Linked DNA regions of Mus musculus: region 1 is linked to region 2. The links are chromatin contacts, found by Hi-C or POLR2A ChIA-PET in ENCODE. All regions are on one chromosome and are shown on one strand. Each heading gives the region's core, a stretch centred on a gene start or an enhancer-like site at or near the end of the contact. The rest is flanking DNA. Distances are from core to core; before and after follow the strand shown. Region 1 holds the start of Cdc37l1 (cell division cycle 37-like 1). Region 2 holds the start of Rfx3 (regulatory factor X, 3 (influences HLA class II expression)).

Evidence for each region. A loop is a pair of places that touch in the nucleus more often than their neighbours do. ChIA-PET counts read pairs that join two places held with the same protein, here RNA polymerase II (POLR2A).
Region 1: a loop to region 2 is called in a map of gastrocnemius, with 9 times the contacts of the local background. The contact joins the promoter of Cdc37l1 here to the promoter of Rfx3 in region 2. A Hi-C loop is called at or near these places in 1 of 37 maps with a recorded cell type or tissue (gastrocnemius). POLR2A ChIA-PET finds 5 or more read pairs at or near these places in 1 of 5 experiments (embryonic stem cell).

The regions. Positions count from the first base shown.
Region 1 is chr19:28,988,578-28,994,696 of GRCm38, reverse strand. It overlaps Cdc37l1 (cell division cycle 37-like 1), which reads right to left and starts at 4,330. Exons shown (of 7, transcript NM_025950.4): 1 at 4,028-4,330. The coding sequence starts at 4,159.
Region 2 is chr19:28,007,205-28,013,212 of GRCm38, reverse strand. It overlaps Rfx3 (regulatory factor X, 3 (influences HLA class II expression)), which reads left to right and starts at 2,047. Exons shown (of 17, transcript NM_011265.3): 1 at 2,047-2,241.

The sequences.
Region 1 (6,119 bases), core at 3,081-5,580, 980 kb before region 2:
AAAACCAGAGCTCTGACCTGTAGATCTTGCAGTGACCAGTCTTCACTTCAAAGAACCCATTTAATGGCTCCTAGTTTCTTTGTGTCATCACAATCTGTGACGATGAGAGAGTTCTTAATAAAAAATGCTACTTAAATGATTATGTCACACAGGCACACCTTACCTCAATCCTAATGGAAACAGTGACAGTGAAATCGAAAAGTGCCAACTGGTGACTCTGCTCTACTCAGGAGAAATCACTTTCAATACTTCTGTAACTGCTCATGTAAATGCAATGGGAGTTTAGTTCCTTATATTCCTTGTCTCAACAACAAAAGTGGAGGGCATTTTTTAAGGATTTCTTGGTTAAATGTACTTCATACTACTTACTAAGAATCACTGTTCTTAATCTGTTGCCAGAACTGTATCATTATTAGAGCCTTTATTCATTTACATCTCAACTGTATAAATATAATCATACCTTTTGGTCTTCATTAGCCATTCACTACTAGAATGATGCTTCAAAAAGAGGGGGCAGTCATGCTTTTTCCGAGAGTCTATTATTATAAAGCACAGACCCTTTAGTTCCCGTCAGTTTTACTTACTGGCTTATTCTTCCCACCCTCAGAACCCGATTATCCCTTTTCACTGATAACACTCTGTCCTCTATCCGATCCCTGCCCGATCCCAAGCCTGTTCTTATCCACTCTCTCCAAACCCAAGGTATACACATTGCTATACTGCTGTTTTTAACATTAATATATACTTATTTTCCCTGATTCCAAGCTTTGTAAGGAGTTAGAATTTAGTAACAAACTGTTCTGGCACAGGGAGTAAACCTGAGTTTTCTAGCACATTTGAGATTTCTACTGGCTGTCTGTGGACATTGCTCTCCTGTTTCCTTATTTAGTAGTTATTTGGGTTTCAAGCCCATATACTGCCATGTCTCTAAACGACAAGTAAAACATTTATTTTTACTTCTTGATACACTAGAAAATGAAGATGTTGGAGAGCTGGCTCAGTGGTTGAGCTCATTTGTTACTCCTGAGGAGGACCTGGGCTCCATCTCCAGCACCTATATGGTGACTCACAATTGTCTGCAACTCCAGGACATCCAACGACCTCTTTTGACCTTGGCAGGTGTCAGGAATGCATGGGATGCACACACATGCACACAAGCAAAATTCTCATATACATAAAATAATTAAATTAAAAGAAAAATTATCAATGCTGTTGCACACCTTTAATTCCGGCACTTGGGATGCAGAGGCAGGCAGATCTCTGTCAGTTCAAGGTCAGCTTCATCTACAGAGTGGATAGCTGGGCTACACAGAGAAACTTTTATGTCAAGGGGGGTGGGGGAAATGGGGAGAAAGCCAGTAAAAGGAGAAAAATGAAGCTGTAAAACAATTTGTAAAAAACAAAGTTATACCAATAAAGGCAATTATTAGAAGTGGGGTGCAGGATCTTGCCCTAATTATACAAAAGCAAATATTTCTCAAATCAAGCCAACTACCAAAATTATGTATATTTAAATTATTCCCCATAGACTATCATACCATTTGGTCATACAGTCCAACATGGACAGAGATGACTAAGTATACTATTGGGTCTTTAAGAAAAAGAAGCAACCCAGGGACGTGAACCCATGTTAGGCACGCATTCTCCACAGAGCTGCATTCTGAGCCCATATCAAGTCTTATTTTATTCTGTGATCATATAAAAGTTTAAAAGGCCATAATTTTAGTAAACAAAAACTCCGCAAAGAAACTATGATGGTTCAAGTCTACTGGAGCAGCTTCACATCAAAAGCTCTCAAACAGCAGCCACACTGGATCCCAGCACTGAGAGGGCTAAGTGGGCACAGGCCCACTCCTAACCAAGAAGCAGTGTGCAGTTGGTACCTGCTAGAAAGGGGAAATCACTGAGTTCCATCGCCCCCATTCCAGGGCGGGCAGTGCCATGCTGAGCAGTAGCTAGCCAACACAGAATGAACTCTGTGGTGTTTTTGTGGACTTTTTGCTCCATTTTAGCCTTTTTAATTATTCTAAAATTGTATTTATTTAGTCTTACTAGTCTTTTGCTTGTTTATTTTGATTTCATTTGGGTAGTTTGTTTTAAGAGAGGGAGAACATAATGTGAGATGAGGAGATTTGGGGAGGATCTGGGAGGAGTTGGGAGAGTGGAAAACAAGATGCAAATATATTGTATGAAAATTTAATTTAAAAAAAGATACAAGCGGGCTGGAGAGATGGCTCAGCAGTTAAGAACACTGACTGCTCTTCCAGAGGTCCTGAGTTGAATTCCCAGCAACCACATGGTGGCTCACAACCATCTGTAATGAGATCTGAAGCCCTCTACTGGTCTGTCTGAAGACAGCTACAGTGTACTCATATAAATAAAATAAATCTTTAAAAAAATACAACCATCTTTTTTGAAGTCCTCAAATTCTGGCTTGCCTTTTCACACATCATGTTATATTGAGATAGCTCTCTGTCTCTCATATTTGGTAAAAATTAAGCCAGTAATTTAAGATGAATTTTTAAAATCCTGTTGATTGATTAAACATTTTATTTTTTTTTAAATATTCTAATGTCCCCCCCAATTTAAGTCCTAAAGCTAGCAAAACATACAAGTAGGCTTGTAATAATTATATGTTCTTAGAAGTAATGACTGTGTAAATTTTATCACCATTTAAAAGCCTTCTCATCCAAATAAAATGCTATAGTATTTCTCTGGATAGGCAGTGCAGAAGCGTCCTGAAAAGAACACCGGACTGGGAGTCATGAGTTCTAGTGGGGACCCTGCACTGTCTAACTAAATGACCCTGGGAGATCTCCTTTAGTGAAGGCAATAGAAGCCTTCTTAAACCCCATCACCTAAACAAATGCACAGGTAAAATCGTTTTAAAATGTTGGGTTTCTTGGATTACTTCTTCGAGTCAACCACAGTGCACTGAAATTGAGGCAGTTTCCCCTTGCCTGTCCAAATTGACACCAGCAACTTTTCGTTTTCTCCCTCTGCAATACTAAGTATACACAGATGATACTAGTGATCCGTAACTAGGTGACTACTGACCCATCAATTCTCATTTTGCCTTACTTTCCCTATGACTAGTTGGCTGACCATAGTCTGTGGTTATGAAACAGCATACTGTGGGTGAGCCCAATCAACTCAGCTGACTGACTTGCGGGCAGACAATTTAAACCAGTCATCTTTAAGAAAAGCTATTATAATATTGGACCACATTTTTGCAAAAACGCCTGGAAATCAGACACCTACAATCAATTTCATTGAAAAGATTAGTGTTCAGTCTATGCTTTTGAAATCTGGTTCAAAACACACCCAGGTGAAAAGTCGGGAGAAGGTGATGTTCGCAGCATAGCACAGCACCCCTATAAAAGCCATAACTGGCATATAACACTTGACAGTTTCCGAGGCAAGAAAGCTGGGTTGAAAAACACATGTAGTATCAGAAACTTCGGGAAGAAGCCTGAAAGCCAATTCGGTGGCTGTATGTTTTCACCGGAGGCTGACGCGGAATCAAACTATGAATACAGTAAAGGACCAATGATAGAAACGGAGGTGTGTGCCAGCGTCAAAGGCAAGGCTTACAGAATTTGCTGAGATGTCAGCGCGGCAAAGAGCACGTGAGATGTTTATGTCAGGACTCGGTGTACTATTTTAGAAGTACAATCACTCTCTGTTCCTATCAACTGTGCACAAAGTAGCTGGAGCTCGTAATAAAGGCTCGGATGAAAGCACGCACCAGAGGACAAAGGGTCAATGTTATACACTTGAGCGGCCCCCAAAGCTCCACGCAGACAGCAGCAGAGAGGGGGAGGAGGAACCTCTCGCAAAGGTGAGGGGCAACCAGCCCCGGTGCAGGGACAAGTGTGCGTGGACGTGGAGGTCGGGAATGCGCGCGTGATCGCCTCCTTTTCTCGCGGAAGATGCTGCCAGAGCTGTGGCTTGGCATCAGGCTCCCCCGCGATGCCCGCAGACATTTCCCATCCCCCGCCCCCGGCAGAACGCAGGCCGCTCTCACCTGGGCGCCGCCGTCCGGTACCGGAGAGTAGTGGGACGAAGAGGGGGACACGTCTAAGTCACTCTCCTCCTCGGTTTCCCCGCCAGTCCTCGGGAAGCTCCAGGGGCCCGGTGGCGGCCACGGCTGCTCCATGTCCCACTGGTCCGGGCCCGGCAACCGCCAGCGCCAACGGCCCTGGCGTGAGTGGAACCTGCTGGGCGGAGCCAGCCGCCCGGCCGGCCACGGTCGTTACCCAGAATCCCTCTGCCCCTGGCGAAGCCGATGCACCCCCGGAGCAGGCCTGGACTGTGCCGCCGGCGGACTGCGGAAGAAGAAGTAGCCGGCCGGGACGTCATTTCCGGGGGCGTGACCGGGCGTGGCCACGTCTGGACGAAGAAGCAAAGTCTGGAGTTTAAGTCCGGGAAAGCTAACTAGGGTTTCTGCAGGTTCGGATCCGGGCGTTCAAAGGGTGTTCTGACTTGTCCCTCTTCTATTTCAAAAGCTCCTTCGTGTAGAGCAATCTAAGTCGGAGTCGAGGGGGACCGATTTAGAAAGCACAGCCAACTTTCCTTTAACTTCAAATTACCCGCGACAAGACTGTTCTCCAAACCCTGCTACAGCGGAGGAGGACACTAAAAATAAAATACTGGGGCAAGCACATTTGTAAAGAATTGAGACAAGTAGTAGACGTATCAGAGGGCTTTCCGTTCCTCGTGTCTTTTTAGAATCGTGAAGATCCGAGTACTCACTGTCCCTTTTCTTTTTGAGACAAAATGACCCACCATAGCCCGAGAACACATTTTAAGCGAAAAACTCAAAGATTGGGAATGTACCCTGGCAGTAGAGTGCTCATTTAACTAACACAGGCAAGGCCCTGATTTTAGTTTCTAGGACCAGGGAGAGGGAAACAGACACCTAGGAACTAGGAAAGTCTAACTTCACAACCCGCACGTTTAACAATTTAGCTTGTTGTCTATTCGCAATCAGATAAGACGACAGACTATCAGTCTTTCAAGCTTTGATTGATTGGCAAACTGTAGGTAGGGGTGTGTGGGGGCGTGAGGTTCACAAGGGTAGGCCAGAGGACCACATCAGTTCTCCTGCTCTGTTATTTTTCACAGCATTCCCTTGAGACAAGGTTTCTTCTCGCTGAGCTCAGAGAACTGACACCAAGCCTTCTGTCTCAGCCCATTTAGAGCTAGGATTAGAGGTGCAGGTTTGTTGGGTATTTGAACTACCGTCCTCATGCTTGCTCAGCTACCATTTTTACCTACTGAGTCATCTGCCTTAGCCCTGACTGGCAAACGCTAAAGGCTCGTTAATCCTAATGGTCGAGCGATAGATGAGAAAAATGCTGTTAAGCATGCTGTGTAACATTTAAGGAAGAGGGATGACATGAAAAGCCTATGTGCTTCAGTTCAGCTCTTTCATGATCAGGAAAATACCCAACAGTATTTTTACAGCGGAATCTAATACAAAGACAGTTTTGGGGTGGTAAAAGAAAGCTAAAAATAAGTAAGTAGAAGCAATGGAAGAGTAGATCTCAGCGTGCTGATGTGGAAATATCTCTGAAATGAACAAGTCTGTAATCCTGGGAAAGGCTGAGACATGAGGATTCTCAAGTTCACCACCAACCTGGGCTACACAGAAGGGGCACTCACTGGGTTAAAGAAACCAAATTACAGAATTAGATTATGTAAAGTGAGAAGTTATGGTTTATTTGTTTTGTTTTGCTTTGTTTTTGTTTGTTTGTTTTAAGGAGCAGGGCAGAGAAAGAGCAAGCTAGAAAATTAGAGCATATTGCCAGAGTTAGAGGCCCAGCAGAGCAAAAGAGTCAGAGGTTGAAAGAGAAGTCAAATTGAGTCAGTTAGCTTGAAGAAGTGTTTGAGCCAGAACAACTGACCTGAACCAGCCAGCCACTGCTCAGAAAGAACTAGAAAGAGTGAGCTTTCTCAGCAGCAAGTCTCAGAGGCTGAAAACATTCTCATCTTAGATTAGATTGTGTGGAGGCTAGAAGCTTCCAGGACTAGGTTTGGGTTAACAGATGGCAGTAAGCCTCAGAGATGACAATTATTCAGGAGAATAAAAGATACTTTCACAAAAATCTTGGAAG
Region 2 (6,008 bases), core at 798-3,297:
CGTGCAGATTAAAAGCAGTAAATTAAAAGGGTGGGGGGAATAATAGAATGGTGCTCACTGACAGCGGTAAGGAGCAACAGCTGACAGTGGGGAGATGGGGAACCTAACAGACAATAGGGCTGCGCCAGCAAAGCTCTTCAGAGCCTTGAGGTGCCAGTCAGCAGTCCCAAACGTTTTCCTGAGGACTTGATCTGTAAACGTTGCAAAAGGACTATTCCAATCGTGAAGAGTTTTAACTGCTGTTGGGTACCACGGTGTCATTTTTGGCTATCACCACGACCTGTTTTAACTTTAGTCCTTGGCTTGTTTTTTTTTTTTTTTTTTTCTCTTTCTCTTATTAACTACTATATTATAACTTATAACCAAGAATAGAACTCATTATAACTATGAAATTATCAAAGCTTACAGTATTACTGCTAAATCTATTGTTCTAATAGTTGGTTTCTAAAATGTCTTTTACCTAGCATTTCATGGCACAGAGAGGCAAGATAAAATGACGGCTTGTTTTCCCTAAAATGAGAATATTATGTATCCAATAGAACAGGTGTCAGGATTAAATGAGATAATGTATGTAAAACACTTAGCACAAGGTCTGGGGCACAGAAAGAGAGCTCAGCCTTATTTTAACAGGGAACTCATGCTGGCCCAAATCCCTCATGTGCCGGTGCAAAAATTAAGCCTCAAGAGGAGAACTGACTTCTTAAGGCTCTACTTCCAGTATGTTATTGTCTTGGATAAGCTGCTTAGCTGCAAATGTTGGGAGATTTTGGGTATTGGCGGGCCTGGGGGCACGTGCCTGCTGGACTCCAGTATGAGGAGAATTGGACGAATATGCTTGAACCATGAGGTTTCAGAAGCTGTGCCTTATCAACTCGAGTTTGAGGTGCCAGGTTGTGTGCTAATAATGTTCTCCATGGACAGAAGCCGTTCCCGTGTCCAACACAGCTCAAGAACAAGCTACCCCCAGGCTGTTAAGAAACCGATGCCAGCTAATAGGGCGATTGGTCTAGCTGGGATCCATCCCGTCAACTCTGAAAGGGTAGAGCCCCTTAAGGACCTACCGAGGGCTACTCTGAAAGGTCTAACCCACCCCTGTAGGGACCCTCATCCTCGGAAAGCTCGAATTCCCTTCCCCTTGGCACTTCCTCCCGGTCCTGCAGGGTGCTAACTTGGCGTCTCGGTTCCGCAGGGAGGTAGCGGCCGCGCCGAGCGAGATGGGTCACCGTTCGCGCGCCCAGGCTCTCGCTCCCTAAGATGGCGGCGGGAGCACCGCTCACACCCCGCCGCCCGCGCTCCTCAGGACCCCGCGGCCTCGGGAGGCGCGAGAAAGCGGAATTCGATGGAGGGGAGGGCAAAGCCGAGACCCTGGAGGCCCGCGCCGGCCGCAGAGAGTCTGGGAAAGGGATCACCCGCGAGGCATAAACGACCGACCGGGAAACACCACACTGGCGACCACGGAGAGGGAGGGGAGAAAAAAAAAAAAAAAAAAAAAAAACCTGAGCGGGGCGGGGGGAAGAGAGGAGAGAGAGGGGAGGAGCGCAGCACATCCGGGATATTAGCTGGGGCCGCCCAGGAAATGACGTACGCCCCGGGGTGGAGCCCGCTCTTCAAAGTGGGGTCTGCCTCCGCGGTAGCGCGCGTCTCACACAGTGTTGGCTCCGTCGTCACTCCCCCTCCCCTGGCTTCGCGCTTTTCCTCTCGCGGCTGCGGGGCGGCTGGGCACAGAGCTGGCGGCAGAGGCAGGCGGGGCTCCTTTGACGGAAAGTAGCCCTCGCCTCCAGACCCTCAGCTTTCCCCGGCGTCCTCCGTCCCGTTCCTCCAGGCAGACTCGCCCTGACCCCGGGCCCGCCAAGTCTTAAAGCGCACCTCGGGGGAAAAACCGACGTCGGAATCCCGACCGCAGCCCCCCGCCCGGGCTCCGAGCTGTCAGTCACGGCGCCGAAGCCGCTTCTTCCGGCGCTCTCGGGCCCGCCCTCTCCCCTCCTCCCTCCCCCCCGCCCCTCCCCGCGCGAGTGTCTCCCTCTCCCTCGCTCCCTCTCTCTCTCCCTCTCTCTCTCTTTTGTGAGTTATAGCAACCGTTGCCTTGTGAATCAAGCGCCATAGTCACCGTAGTCCTGGCGACTGTTACCCATCAACAACAACTACTCCTCTCCTCCTCCTCCTCCTCTTCCTCCTCCTCCTCCTCCCCACCACCACCATCTCCATCACCCACCAACAACACCACAATAATCCACAGCCAAGGTGAATATTCTTCGGTCTCTCTACATGTGTGTGGGAGCGTGTGTGTCCGTGCGTGTGTTCGTGTGTGCGAGCGAGCGTGGCTGTGCGGGGTCTCCCTCCTGACACCGGCTGCGGCCGCTTGAGGGGCTCGGTCCCGGGGGCTTGTTTACAATGGACCCGCGCGCGGCGGGCTCGGGGGTGTGGGCGCCGCGCGCCTGCCCGCCCGGCCTCGGCGCTCGGGGATGGAGCGGGAGCCGGGGCTGCGGGGCGAGCGGGCTAGGAAGCCGCCGCTGTCCGTCGCGGGTGTTGGAGCGTCCCCCCCAGGTCCGCGGGCGCCCAGGAGGAGGGGCAGGTGGAGAGAAGGGGCTCGCTTTCTCCCTCTCTCTTTCTTTAATTCGCTGCTTTGCAAAGCTGCCTGGTGGCTGCTGCTTTCCAAATCGAAATAGACAGCAGTGAGCAGGGGGGGTCCCCAAAAGGTGCTGCGCTGTGGTGGTTGTTGTTCACTTGCGGGGCCTTGTTGGGGGTTTTGTTATTTTTATCCTGGTACCTCGGTGAACTTTTCCCGAAGCCCGCTCCCTTCGTTTCGGCCCCTCTGTGCCTGCTGCTGAACGGACTGCACTTATTTGACCATCACTGGCCTCACGGGATTCTTTTTTTTTTTTTTTCTTTTAAAACTGTATTTTTCTTTGTGCTGCAAACAGTCTTAATATCCATTCAGCAGTCTTCTCCCCCCTTCCCCCCATTTGCACACACATTGAAACTAGGGGGCCTCTGCTGCTCTTGAGAGATTTTTTTTTTAAGTCTGTTTCTCTGTTTCTCTTCTCTCCTCTTTCCTCTCTTGTCTCTCCTCTGTCTCCTCTCCCTCTCCTCTCTCTCTCTCCCCCCTCCCCTTTTCGGGTTTGTGTGTGTGTGTGTGTGTGTGTGTGTGTGTGCTTGTGATTTAAACCGGATGCAGGGCATCTGTGCTACTTTGGTTAGTGGCTACTGACAGCGCTTTATCCTTCATGTGGAGATGGGAGGGGTAGTCCTGAGGTTCTGTTTCACTTTGATGCACCTCCCTCCCCACAGGAGAGTGTTAACAATTTTCATTGTGGTTTAGACTTTGTCTGTGATGAACAGGAAAAGGATATAAGGAAGCTTTGTGAGAACTCAGTTCACAACGCTATTTGTGACAGTTATGGTACTTTGAGAGTTTTTTTTTTTTTTTTTTTCCTTCTCCCATCTTCATCTCTATTCCTTTCCCTTGGAGAGTTGAAATTGAAGTCAAGTTGTTCATAAAGAATGTATGAAGCTTCTCAACTTGAAACGTGTGTATATTTCACTTTCTTTGTGGCTGTTAAGATCTAGGCATGTGTGTACTTAACATATTCTTTTTTGTTGACTTTTTGGTTTTCTTTGGACAATGATTTAAACCTGTTCAGAAGAAAAAAAAAACTTCCTTTTAAAGTGTTTCTTTAGAGGAAATAGTTGCCCTTGTAGATCTGAATACTTACCAGTTATGAAGTAGTATCGTCTTGATTAGAACCTGGCTTTGCAGATCCTTAATTTGCTCATTTTCAGCATAACAATTAATAGGTTATCAGAAAAAAATTGATGATGATTGTGAGCTAAAACAAATAGATTGTACTATTATAGTGGCACATTGAAATTTCCAATTCATATTTTAAAGTGCTTATTTAAATAATCTTTCCAACAGCAAACATTTATTGATTTAACTGACAGAGCAGCCTGTGAATAATGTGACAGTATTAATTATTCTTGAGATTGTCAATGGAGAGGTTGGGTAATTATAATGCCATTAAGGCTAATATTTTGTAAAACAAGTAAGAGTTGGGGGATTGGGAAAAACCTTACTTTTCAATTCATTTTCGTGTGATTGTTATTTTAAATGAAGCTGAGATTTGATTCTGAAAGAAGTCTGTTTGGATCTCTCAGCATTCTTTATATTTATTCATCCATTCCCAACCTGTCTTTGCAATTTTCAAATACTAACTTTTATTTTTTCTTTTCTTCTCATTTTCTTTTTTCTTTTCATCTTTCTTTTCTTTTTCTTCTTTTCCTCTTTTTTGTTCAGATGAGTGTCAAACGCCTGAACACTTTTCGATGGTAAAGCTCCTGGGTCTGAAGTTAAAAGGAGTTTTGCTGTCTTGGGACAGTTTTAGATCTTAATGGCATTCACATATGTTTCAGCTGAGTAGATTGTATATATTAAAATGTCTTAGATTAATATTTTATTTGTCGTGTCCAAGAGTGTTTAAGAGTCATTTCACTCATCAAGCATGTGTTTAATTTAGTTTTTTCCATTCACAAGTTAATTTGAGAGCAAATGTGGCATTGCATTATGTTAAGTAGCCTGTCCATTTAAAGCAAATCTTTGTGTTTTAAGAGTTGATATTAGAGATGCTTTAAAATAAAATAGTTTAGTGGATTGATTAACTTAGAGTTATAACAATTTATCTTTAAAATTAAATACAAATTTAAGTACCATTTAGTTCGACTTTTTTTTTCTGTGCTATTTTTCCTAGGAGGGACTGTACTATGCATTGACATTCTTTGTTTTCAGTGTTTTAGACTAACAGAAATCTGTGAACATAATCATGCTTTGAAATTAAACATGTGAAATAATGTTTTGAGTAGCTGAATATTTGTAGCTCAGAGTATGCCATGATGCCTATCTCTGTCTTTTTAAATTATATCCAGTGTACAAAATTCACATATATGATTGTCTATTACACAATTCTATTAAACTGTATAGAGAATAGGTATAGTAAATTTATATGTGTATAAGAAATTAATGCATTCCTAGTAGCTCTCCATTATTTCACAGTGCTCCCATGGTGTGAGAGTCTTATGCCTAATGTCTAAAATATTGCATTATTTATCCAATATTCAAATAATCTTGTATCCTGTGGAGATACTCACAGGTTTATAGCTTATAAGTGAAATAGTGAGAAATCTTTTTTAAAAACTTACAAGTTAATTGAGGCACTTTTTTTTTAGCAATTGAAAAGCAAAAAAATTCAGGTTGCACATTAAGCTTAGAAGGATGGATAATGATATCAGATATGTGGGAAGAGTTAATTTTTTACCTAAATAGTCTAGTAGTATGACTTAGTGATCCTTTTAGTGAGACTATATTATAAGAAACAAGAATAAGAAATACATCAACTTTTAAATTATGAAGTTTGCTAACCTGTTTTTATGTTGAGCGTTTGGTTAAGTGTCCTCTATTCATTTGCAGTTACATTAAAAATAGTTAGCCCTACTGAATCATTTGCCTTAACTCTTTAATTCTTCTGGTATATATTCCCAGTTGTCATCACAAAATAGAATTTAAATTCTTTTCTGTTCACAGATGCATAGTGTTCCCTTATTTTGGAAAACCAAGATTAAGTGGATTTGACTAAATTTAGCTTGTTAGAGACAGGTGGCTGCTTGAAACAGGTGTCAGTCTCCCTTTTCCTGCATTGTCTTGGAACTTGCAGAAGTTCACAGAGCTGTCTAAAGCAGGTGGCATTTTACAGAGTTAGTTGTATCATCCTTTTATTATTTTCACAGGAAGAGGGTTCTTTTTACATGCAAAAGTTGAACATTGCTAGCCTTTGAAGTGCTCTATGTTTTAACCTAAATCACTAGTTCAAACTGTATAAATGATAGATTCATTTGCTAAACACCTATCTATCCATTCTTATAAATAATGCCAAACTGCCTTTGAATTCAGAAAAAGTATAGCAGCATAACAGTTTACACACACACACACACACACACACACACACACAGGTTCTATT